Regions from separate parts of the Homo sapiens genome. Here region 1 is linked to region 2. Evidence: read pairs that join two places in POLR2A ChIA-PET (ENCODE). Cell type or tissue: Panc1. All regions are shown on one strand. Links, peaks and the distances in the headings refer to the core of each region. The heading gives the core; the rest is flanking DNA.

Region 1 (5,489 bases), core at 697-4,696, 930 kb after region 2:
TAAGCAATCCTCCCACCTCAGCATCACAAGTAGCTGGGGTTATAGGCATGTGCCACCATGCCTGGCTAAATTTTTTTTTTTTTAATTTTAGTAGAGATGGGGTTTTGCCATGTTGGCCAGGCTGGTCTCAAACTCCTAGGCTCAAGCAGTCTGCCCACCACAGCCTCCCAAAGTGCTGGGATTACAGGCATGAGCCACTGCACCTGGCCTCACCCTAAATTATTTCTTGCAGGAGATTCAAGAGCCCTCTCTTGGGGTATAGATGGGGATCCCTTTCCAGTAACAGTGCCACCCAGTTTTAAACAGCCAAATCTTATGAAAAGTCACTCACTATGGTGAGGACAGCAACAAGGGGTTGGTACTAAACCATTTGTGAGAACTCAGCCCCCATGAGCCCATCATCTCCCACCAGACCCCATCTCTAATACCAGAGATTACAATTCAACATGAGATTTGGGCAGGGACACGTATCCAAACTATATCACACTTCATTTACTAGATTACCAGATTGTTATAAAAGGATACAACTCAGAAACACCCAAATGAAAGAGATGTATGGGGCAAGGTGTATGGGAAGGGGTGTGGAGCTTCCATGCCCTCTCCAGGCATGCTACTCTCTCGGCACCTCCACATCCTCACCCATCTGGATCTGGTCCTTTTGGGTTTTTGTGGAGGCTTCATTATGTAGACATGACTGATTAAATCGTTGGCCATTGAAATGAACCTAATCTCCAGCTTCATCTCCCCTCCCCTAGAGATGGGGGTGGGGTGTGGGGCTGAAAGTTGTAATCCTCTAATCACTTGGTTGGCTTCTTGGCAACCAGTCCCCCACCCAGAGGGGGTTTCCAAAAGTCACCTAATTAACATATACTTTAGTGTGGTTGAAAGGGGCTTGTTAGGAAAATCAAGATGCTTTTTTCACTTTTACCACTTAGAAAATTCTCAGGGTTGTAGGAGCTCTGTATCAGAAATGGGGTTGAAGTTCAAGTATATATTTCTCATTATAAATCACAGTATCACACAAGGTGATCCAGAATACATTCTAATAAGGGCATTGCTGACTTTCCCCGCTTGCTTTGTCAATAGCTTCAGGATTTGCATTGTGCTATGGTTTGAATGTAGCCCCAAAAAGCATGTGTTAGAAATGTAATCTCCCAATGCAACAGTGTTGGGAGGTGGGACCTAATCAGAGGCGATTAGGCCATAAGGAATCTGCCCTCACGAATGGATTAATGCAGGAGGGGGCTCCACATAACAGGATGAGTTCAGTCACTTTATTGCATTCTTTCTCTCTCTCAATGTCTCTTCTTCTGTCACAGGCTGACACAGCAAGAAAGCCCTCACTGGATGCTGATCACTTAGTCTTGGACTTCTCAGCCTCTAGAACCATGAGCCAATAAATCTCTGTTGATTATAAATAAATATTGTAAATATAAAGTCTCAGGTATTCTGTTACAGCAGGACAGACTAGGTGCTATTAAAACAACATGACTAAAAGAAGTTATTTTTCCTGCTTTAGTAAAACTATTTATCAAGACTCTAAAGAGGCCAGACACAGTGCCTCATGCCTGTAATCACAGCACTGTGGGAGGTGAGGTGGTTGGATCACTTGAGGTCAGGAGTTCGAGACCAGCCTGGCCAAACATGGTGAAATCCTGTCTCTACTAAAAATACAAAAATTAGCCAACCATGTTGGCATAAACCTGTAATCCCCACTACTTGAGAGGCTGAGGCAGGAGAATCCTTGAACCCAGGAGGCAGAGGTTGCAGTGAGCCAAGATTGCACCACTGCACTCCAGCCTGGGTGACAGAGAAAGATTCCGTTTAAAAAAAAAAAAGATAATGGAAAAAAAACTGTAACCCAAGATTTTCAAGTTGGCCAACGCTAATGTCTAATGGACATAACTCTTTAGATGATACAAGGAATATGCTGCATCTGGCAAGAGTTCATCTAATGTCTCAGAGTGATGCAAGAGACAGGTGAACCATTATTTATTAAGACAAGCTCATCAATGTCTGGGGTGGATTGCATGGTGAAAGGGATATCTCATATCACTTAAGTCCCAAAGGAAACTTGATGGAAACCATTAACCGGAAATGCATTTCTCAATTTCTTAGTCAAGCTCCAGGTTCTCTGTGTGATACTCCCAATTTAGTTCAGTTCGACAAATATTTACCCAGTGCTATGTGGCAGGCACTGGTCCAGGTGCTAGAGATGTAAAGCTGAGTAAGACACATTCTGTTCTTGGAACCAAACTGCCTAAGGCCAGCTCCTGGAATTCTTAAAGTGAAAGGCATGGCTCAAACATTATGGCATCAGGGAAGTAGTGGTATAGGTTTTGTGATCAGTGAGGATGCATGAAATAATGCTCTAGTGGGGGTGAGCTGAAGCTCAGCCCCATTACTACTCTGTCTCATTAGCCACTGAGAGATTTCACTCTCCTTATTCTTAAGGAGAAAGGTCCAAAGATCTCATCTTCTGAAGCTACTTCCTGCTGAAGCTACTTCCCGCCTAACCGTGCAGGGCATGGAGATCTCTTCCTGACTGCTCTAAAGACCTATAGAGACTAGGCACTGTTGAAACCTGGAAGACATAAATTTTAACCATCCATACTCCTATTGAATATAACAAATAATTATTTTAAAAAATTAAATAATACCCAGTGATAATAACATGCTTAAGCTCAGTTTGATCTTTTTTTTTTTTTTTTTTTTTTTTTTTTTTTTTTTTTTTTTTTTTTTTTGAGACAGAGTCTCGCTCTGTCGCTCAGGCTGGAGTGCAGCAGTGCGATCTTGGCTTACTGCAAGCTCTGCCTCCCAGTTTCACGCCATTCTCCTGCCTCAGCCTCCTGAGTAGCTGGGACTACAGGCGCCCACCACCACACCCGGCTAATTTTTTGTATTTTTAGTAGAGACGGGGTTTCACCATGTTAGCCAGGATCGTCTCGATCTCCTGACCTCGTGATCCGCCCGCCTCGGCCTCCCAAAGAGTTCGATAATTCTTATAAGAGATCAGATGCCGTTAATTTAGGTGAATAGTCCAGAGAGCCAGTCTCCTGTTGCCTGAAGTATAAAGCAAACAGACTTTTAATAAAAGGCACTTCCCAAAAATGGAATAAACAGGAGAAAAACAAATGTTAATAGTGGGCATAATCTATCCAGATGTTAGACTCAAAGTATCTTAGTTACAGAGGAGGAAGGCAGTGACAATCTGACGTGCTCTTATCACGTGTATCACAAGGAATAAGCTTCAGCTTGCAGGGCCTTCGGAAAAAGGTAGTAGCAATTCTATTGAGTTTGTAAACCAAAAAGTATCTGAGACAGGTCTCAATCAATTTAGAAGTTTATTTTGCCAAGGTTAAGGATATACCCAGAAGAGAGGTCTGTGTCTTTCTCCAAAGATGATTTTGAGGGCTTCGATATGTAAAGGAGAAAAGTGGACTGGAAGCGAAGAGGGAGGGTATGGTCACGTTACTGAATCACATGTTGCAAGAGAAAAGGAGCAGGTAGGGGAATAGTAAATTATGTATTTGTCTTGCCCTCAGTAAGACAGAACTTTGCATAAGATAAGGTGAACATAGAGTAGTGACCTGTGGAGATACTTAACCTTTTATCTGTAGCTGTCTGCTTAGAAACAAAAGGAAAGGCAGTTTCTTGCATGACTCAGTTTCAGCTTAACTTTGTCCCTTTGGTATAGTAAATTGGGGTCCCAAGTTTTTATTTTCTTTTCACAAGTTTAAGTTAGAAAAATGGAAGAAAAATTTCCAAACATTAGTTGGGAGACTTGCAGCCCAGAAAAGGTTTAAGATTCAGTCCATGTTGTAAAAATCATATTTAAAAAACTCAAAAATAACAGACAAGACTAGAACCTAATAGCAGGTGTATTATAATATTTTTTCTCCAGTCTTTCATTTTTAATCAAAGACAAGTCATGGTAGGACCAATGTGTTTGCAAAATAAGTTTTAGTCATATTATACTTGGCCTGATTATTTGCATAAAGTGCAGCAAGATAATTATTCTCTTTTTAAATTGGCTTTGCTAGAACTTCGTTCCGTAAGAATCTCAGATTAGATTGTTTAAAGCCTGGAGCCCAGCCATGGATTTATCTCTGCCTGCAAATGCCTATATGAAATGGGTGAATTCTCCTTTGGAGGTCCCAAGATAACTTGGAGCCCCCACACTCAGTCCTCAATGGAGCACTGCCTAGTGGAGCTGTGAGAAGAGAACCACCATCCTCCAGACCCTAGAATGGTAGATCCACCAAGAGCTTGCACCATGTGCCTGGAAAAGCCCAGGGCACTCAACGCCTACCGTGAAAGCAGCTGTGGGGGCTGGACCCTGCAGAGCCACAGGGATGGAGCTACCCAAGGCCTTAGGAGCCCACCCCTTGCATCAGCATCACCTGGATATGAGCCATGGAGTCAAAAGAGACTATTTCCTACCTAGATATTAAACATCAATGCTAAAATTTTTTTTATAATGCAAGGTAATTTTTGATGCCTCCAAGAGTCAAGATGATCAGGTAATGCAATGCAAAATGAGCAAAACCTTAGATTTTGAGAGGGATCTGTCCAGTTATAATTTTGGGGGTTATGTTAGGGAAATAGGAGCATAGCAGAGCCAGGGTGATGCCATTTTGAGTTCAGCTCATCTTGAGACTAACAAGGCGCATTCCATGCTTGTCACAACTCACAGTCATGAGATGTTTACAGTTCAGGAAACAGCTTGAAGATACCTGCAAAAGACACATTCTTACAATGATGGAAAGTCCAGATGTCCCAATATTCATAACGATACATGCTTTTAAGATTGCTATGCTTTGGGCCAGGCGCGGTGGCTCACACCTGTAATCCCTGCACTTTGGGAGGCTGAGGTGGGCGGATCACTAGGTCAGGATATTGAGACCATCTTGGCTAACATGGTGAAACCCCGTATCTACTAAAAAAAACCTCAAAATATTAGCCGGGCGTGGTGGCGGGCGCCTGTAGTCCCAGGTACTTGGGAGGCTGAGGCAGGAGAATGGTGTGAACCCGGGAGGCGGAGCTTGCAGTGAGCGGAGATCGCACCACTGCACTCCAGCCTGGGTGACAGAGCGAGACTCCGTCTCAAAAAAAAAAAAAAAAAAAAAAGATTGTTATGCTTTGGGTGGGCACAGTGGCTCACACCTGTAATCCCAGCACTTTGGGAGGCCAAGGCAGGTGGATCATTTGAGATCAGGAGTTCGAAACCAGCCTAGCCCACATGGTGAAACCCCATCTCTACCAAAAAATGCAAAAATTAGCCGGGCATTGTAAGGTCAGCTGAGAGAAAGGACGAGAGAGAGAGACCCAAGTTCAGGCAAGTAAGTTTATTGAACCTGCTGGCTGCTCGGTTACAGACAGAGGAGGCAGCCCTGAGTTTACAAAATGAGGGGTTTATATGGGGGAGAGAGACCCCAGGGTCGTTTGTTGGTTAACTCTGCCACATATCACCTGTGACATTTATGGTA
Region 2 (5,489 bases), core at 932-4,931:
TGCAGCTAAATGTCTTATCTTTAAAGCAGGTCATAAATGATAAATGTGATAACAGTCCTTGTAAATATAAACTCCCTTCTTATAAATGTGACCATTTCATTTGCATTGTGGCAGCACCAAGGGTCTTTGAGGAATTCTTGGTAAGATAAAAATGTTTAGGCTGGGCGTGGTGGCTCCTGCCTGTAATCCCAGCACTTTGGGAGGCTGAGGCGGGTGGATCACCTGAGGTCAGGAGTTCGAGACCAGCCTGGCCAACATGGTGAAACCTATCTCTACTAAAAATACAAAAAATTAGCCGGGCATGGTGGTGCGTACTTGTAACCCCAGCTACTTGGGAGGCTGAGGCAGGAGAATCATTTGAACTCGGGAGGCGGAGGTTGCAGTGAGCTGAGATTGCACCACTGGACTCTAGCCTGGACAACAGAGTGAGACTCTGTCTCAAAAAAAAAAAAGTTCCAACTCCACTGGCTTAACTTCCACCCCCAGGAAGCAACTGAGTTATTTTGTGCACATTTTCATCATAGCTTAGTTGTTTAGAGTGTAAGATCTGAAGTTAGGCATCTCCAGGTAGAATCCCAGCTCTCCATCTTACTCTAAGACTTTGTAAGTGCCAGAGTTTCCTATATTTAGAAAGAGTTAAAAGAGATCTCATGTGTATGCCAGACAAAGAGGAAGTGTTCATTACATCGAAGCTATTATTATTATTGCCATTTCTGCACAGCGGTACACAAATTCTGAGGCTCATTATTAAGGAAAATCTTTGGTAAAAACTGTAGAGGCTGAGGGTGGATTTTGGAAGAGTGGGAGGGGGTGGGGTGAGGCTCTTGAATGATGAGCAGAGAGGACCGCACAGTGGAGGCGGGGGTGGGGAGACTGAAATGTCATGGGTGACAGCTAAGCATATTTGGGGGCAGAATGACTCAGCATCTGTAGCCCTGCTGTGGAACCAACTCTTTTTCCTTTTCTTTGGAGAATTTGCCCTGTAAGCTGGGGGAGGGGTGAGGAGGCATAACCAGTGAGAAGGGTTGAATGGCATAAAGTTAATACTAACATTGGTCCAGAGGAACAGGGCAGAGTTCCCTGGAGGAAGGGAACCTAGTCAGGAGATCGGGGCAGGCCCAATAGGCAGTCAAGAGTGCAAGCTCACAGGGTGCAGTGGCTCACGCCTGTAATCCCAGCACTTTGGGAGGCCGAGGCGGGCGGATCACCTGAGGTCAGGAGTTCGAGACCAGCCTGGCCAACGTGGTGAAACCCTGTCTCTACTAAAAATACAAAAATTAGCCGGGCATGGTGGTGGGCGCCTGTAATCTCAGCTACCCAGGAGGCTGAGGCAGGAGAATAGCTTGAACCCAGGAGGCGGAGGTTTCAGTGAGCAGAGATCACAGCGTTACACTCCAGCCTGGGCGACAGAGCGAGACTCTGTCTCAAAAAAAAAAAAATAAATAAATAAAAAAATAAAAAAGAGGCTGGACACGGTGGCTCATATCTGTAATCCTAGCACTTTAGCAGGCTGAGGCAGGCAGATTGCCTGAGCTCAGGAGTTGAAGACCAACCTGGGCAACATGGTGAAACCCCCGTCTCTACTAAAGTACAAAAAAATTATCCAGGTTTGGCGGCAGGCGCCTGTAGTCCCAGCTACTTGGGAAGCTGAGGCAGGAGAATCGCTTGAACCCAGGAGGCAGAAGTTGCAGTGAGCCGAGATCGCGCCACTACACTCCAGCCTGGGTGACAGAGTGAGACTCTGTCTCAAAAACGAAAAGAGTGGAAGCTGTGGGGGCCAAGGGTTTCTGTGAAGGGATAGGCTTGGGAAATAATCATTGCAGCACTCACAGAGGGGTCGGACCCTTTCCAAGTACTTCACATGGATTAGCTCGTTGAATCTTCACAGGACCTATGAGATATTATACCAATTTTTCAGGTGAAGAAATAGAGACATAAGAGACATCAAGAGTTTAAATAACTTGCCCAAGATCACATGGCTAGAAAGTGGCAGAGCCAGGATTTGAATTCAGGAAGTCTGGCTGCAGGCCCACACCCTTAGAGAAACTGTCAGGGCTGGGTGTGGTAGTTCATGCCTGTAATCCTAGCACTTTGAGAGACTGAGGTTGGCAGATCACTTGAGCTCAAGAGTTCTAAACCAGCCTGGGCAACATGGTGAAACCTCATCTCTACAAAAATTAGCTAGGCGTGGTGGCATGTATCTGTAGTCCCAGCTACTCAGGAGGCGTAGGTGGGAGGATCGCTTGAGCCTGGGAGGCCGAGGTTGCAGTGAGCTGAAATTGCACCACTGCACTCCAGCCTGGGTGTCAGAGCAAGACCCTACCTCAAAAAAAAAAAAAAAAAAAAAAAAAAGTATGTCAGAGACACCCCTACTGAGCTCGGGGGTGGTCGTGGTGGGGGAGGGTGGAGCTGGGGGGGTTGTGGGATTTGTGTCCTGCTTGAAGGGCTGCCAGTGCAATGTCCAGGCATCGTTGGAACATGCCTGGAGGGTTCAGCTTAACAGAGTCTGCTGAGAACCACTGGCCAAGTGCCAGATACTCTGCTGGGGCCCATCCTGGAGCACAAAGGTCATCAAGCCATGGCCCCTGCCTTCAAGATGCCTCCTGTCTAGTAAGGGAGACAAACATGTTAGCCTGGAATTTCAGTTTCTGTGGCAAGTGCTGCGATAAGACAAAGCACTGAGGAAGGGGGCACTTTGCCAGCCAGAAGAGGAGTTGGGGCAGGGAAGGCTTCCTGGAGGAGGGGCCGCTTGAGCTGAGTGAGGACAAGATAAAGTGGCTGCTGCCTCCTGGGCTTTTGATCTGGCATGGGAGCACATTGTTCTCCCCCTTGGTGAACTCTGAGTAGAGCTAAGTAGCGGTGTGGGTTTCAGAGAAGGGTCAGGTTTTCTGGATTCTGTAGCACCCTTGCCAGGGTGAGGCAGGAACTGGGCAGTGTGGTCAGCTTTCCTGATGCCTTTGTGGTTTTTAACAGCTGAGAAACACTGCCACCTCTTGTAATGCCTGCAGTGAACATGGTGAAGAAGACATAAAAGTCCCTTAAGAGTCATTGCTCAGAACACAGTGATTCACTCTTGTCTCTCTGCACTTAGAACCAGAGGCAAATGAATTTAAACTACAGAGGGAGGATTCAAGTAAGGTATGAGGAAGACATTCCAGATAGGATGTGAGATGTAAGAAAAGTGACTCATAGGCACAGAGGGGAATGGCCTCCCCTGAAGGTCTTCAGAAATGGGAACAAGTTTCATTTGTCTTTGTGGTTTAAGAGGTTTCATCTGGAGACAGGAAGATGAAGTAGAGGCCCCTAGAGGTCCATGTCAGCTCGGTGATCGGAGGATAAAAGGAGCTGGAATTTTTGAGCTAGAAGATTACTTAAATTTGGCCTAACCCCTCCTTTGACTGTTGGAGTGATTGAAGAATGCCCGATAACACTGAGCAGCTCATCCATGAATGAGTGAGCCAAGGCACAAACAGAGTCTGCCCAACAGCTCTGGGCCAGGTGACCCTGGCCCGCAATGTTCCTGGTCAGCATCACCCGGGGGTGCTCACTGGGAGGGACCTACAGCTCTCGGGGATGGAGTCCAAGCCGTGTGAGGAGAGCTCAGGAAACCTGGAAGTAGTGGAGCATTTGTCTTGGTATTGGAATACAGAAAGCATCAGCCCCCATACACACAGTGTTTCTGAGAATGGCACTCTCAGTTGGAGCTAGTGGGTTATCTCCTAGATGCACCTAGAAGAGTTTTAGGCATATATATGAGGCCCTCAGTAAACTTTGTTGGATGAATGAGTAAATAACAGATAATCCAAGACTTAATTTCTCTTTGACCATACCCTTGTTAGGCCAGTGCACTTAACCCTTCTTATTCTGTTTTGCTTAAGCTGACAGTAGGCTTTTTTTCATAATACTGCCTAGCCACAAAGAAAGCTGCCCACAAGTATGCTGGGGGCAAGGGTAAGAAGAGAAAACACAGTTTAGGATCCTTCTCAACATTTATACTTCTTTGAAGGATCATCAAGGCCTGACATTATGTTCAGTCATAATGGCTTTTGCTTTTTTTCTTTTGTATTGTTCCAAGCACAAAAGTGTTTTTATTTTTTATTATTTATTTATTTATGAGACAGGGTCTTGCTCTTTCACCCAGGCTGGAGTGCAGTGTGGTGTGATCTCAGCTCACTGCAACCTCTGCCTCCCAGTTTCAAATGATTCTTGTGTCTCAGCCTCCCGAGAAGCTGGGATTACAGACATACGCCATCACAAACAGCTAATTTTTTTGTGTTTTTAGTAAAGATGGAGTTTCACCATGTTGGCCTGGCTGGTCTCGAACTCCTGAGCTCAAGAGATCCACTCGCCTTAGCCTCCCAAAGTACTGGGATTACAGGTGTGAGCCACCGTGCCTGGCTCGAGCACAAAAGTAAAACGCTTCGTTTTTCAAATTTACGAAAAACATGTAGTATAACAGTCTCAGCCACATTACAGCAAGATGGTTACAGGGATCTCAGAAGAGAACAAAGCTTGCTCTTGGAAGATAATCTGATTAAGAGTGAACCAAATATGAACGGATGCTGGACAATGAGTTTAAAAATAATACCGGGTGGTGAACTTTAGCTCACGGGGTGAACTGAAATAGACTTGTGCAAATAAGAGAGAAGTAGCAGCAGCAAACACGACGGCAAGAACTTTTGCTTCCTCCTCTAATCCCATGATTCCCTATTCATTAAGAAAGTATTTGATGTTAGGAGGGCACTGCAAAGCTTTTTTTTTTTTTTTTTCTCCTGGTGACCAGCAAGCTGGATTTGGAGCTCTGTTAAGGGGAAGCCTCTCTGTGGTCATGTAGGGTGATCAGGCTCCTGAAATGATTTCACTTTGCTCTGGTCTGAGATTAGTTTCGGTTTCAGGCTGTACCCACAGCTGGGAGAGAGCTAGTGAGCTCCAGGGAGGGTCAGCTGGGGGAGTTTCACCATTGGCTGTGTCAGCCAATGGCAAGGTGTGTGAACAGGGAACTCCTGTGTTGAGCAGAGAGAGGAAGAAGATGCGTCCGAGATGGAGTTGGGGAAGGCAGCACTTGCGTGTTTGTGTGTCCAGAGACCGGGCTGGTGATGATGAGCAGGAGGGAGCGTATGAAGATATCAGATGTGCAAAGGACAAAACCCCCACCCAATTACAGGACCACTGAGCCTCGAGCTAGGGAAGTCTTAAAACAGATTGCCTGGGCCGGGTGGATTTTCCCTGAGCAGGTGTACACCTGAAAGGAAAGCAAGTGTGAGCATGCCACAGAGTCAACATACATCTTGTACTGGCATTCTTAAGATCAGCCTCTACGGTGCAGCATTTTCTTGCATATGAGTTTCCTTTAAAAAAAAAAAAGTCAAATTAAAGTTTGAGAACTGATAGTTGCGAACTTGCAGACCTTTGCATGTTGGTGGATCCTTTGAGAACTTCAAGCTGTCATTTTTCCTGAGACGGCTTGAGGCCAGTCTGGTTGGTTCACA

What was found. Peaks named below come from ENCODE experiments on the same cell type or tissue, not always from the same donor. Only the 100,000 strongest peaks of a DNase experiment are listed, where the experiment ranks them.
Region 1: POLR2A ChIA-PET joins it to region 2 with 10 read pairs; 1 of 35 experiments calls an interaction of 5 or more read pairs at or near these places.

The regions. Positions count from the first base shown.
Region 1 is chr17:57,018,445-57,023,933 of GRCh38, reverse strand. No RefSeq gene overlaps it. Among named protein-coding and RNA genes, the nearest start is that of SCPEP1, 43 kb to the right of the region's middle. RefSeq lists an enhancer at 5,342-5,489. In Panc1, for the core only: no CTCF peak of the experiment used is centred there; a DNase peak (open chromatin) is centred at 2,212.
Region 2 is chr17:57,946,428-57,951,916 of GRCh38, reverse strand. All of the region lies in intron 1 of CUEDC1 (CUE domain containing 1), which reads left to right. Among named protein-coding and RNA genes, the nearest start is that of CUEDC1, 6.2 kb to the left of the region's middle. RefSeq lists silencers at 2,875-3,169, 4,760-4,859 and an enhancer at 4,815-5,109. In Panc1, for the core only: no CTCF peak of the experiment used is centred there; a DNase peak (open chromatin) is centred at 3,090; H3K4me3 peaks cover 1,606 bases; H3K27ac peaks cover 4,000 bases.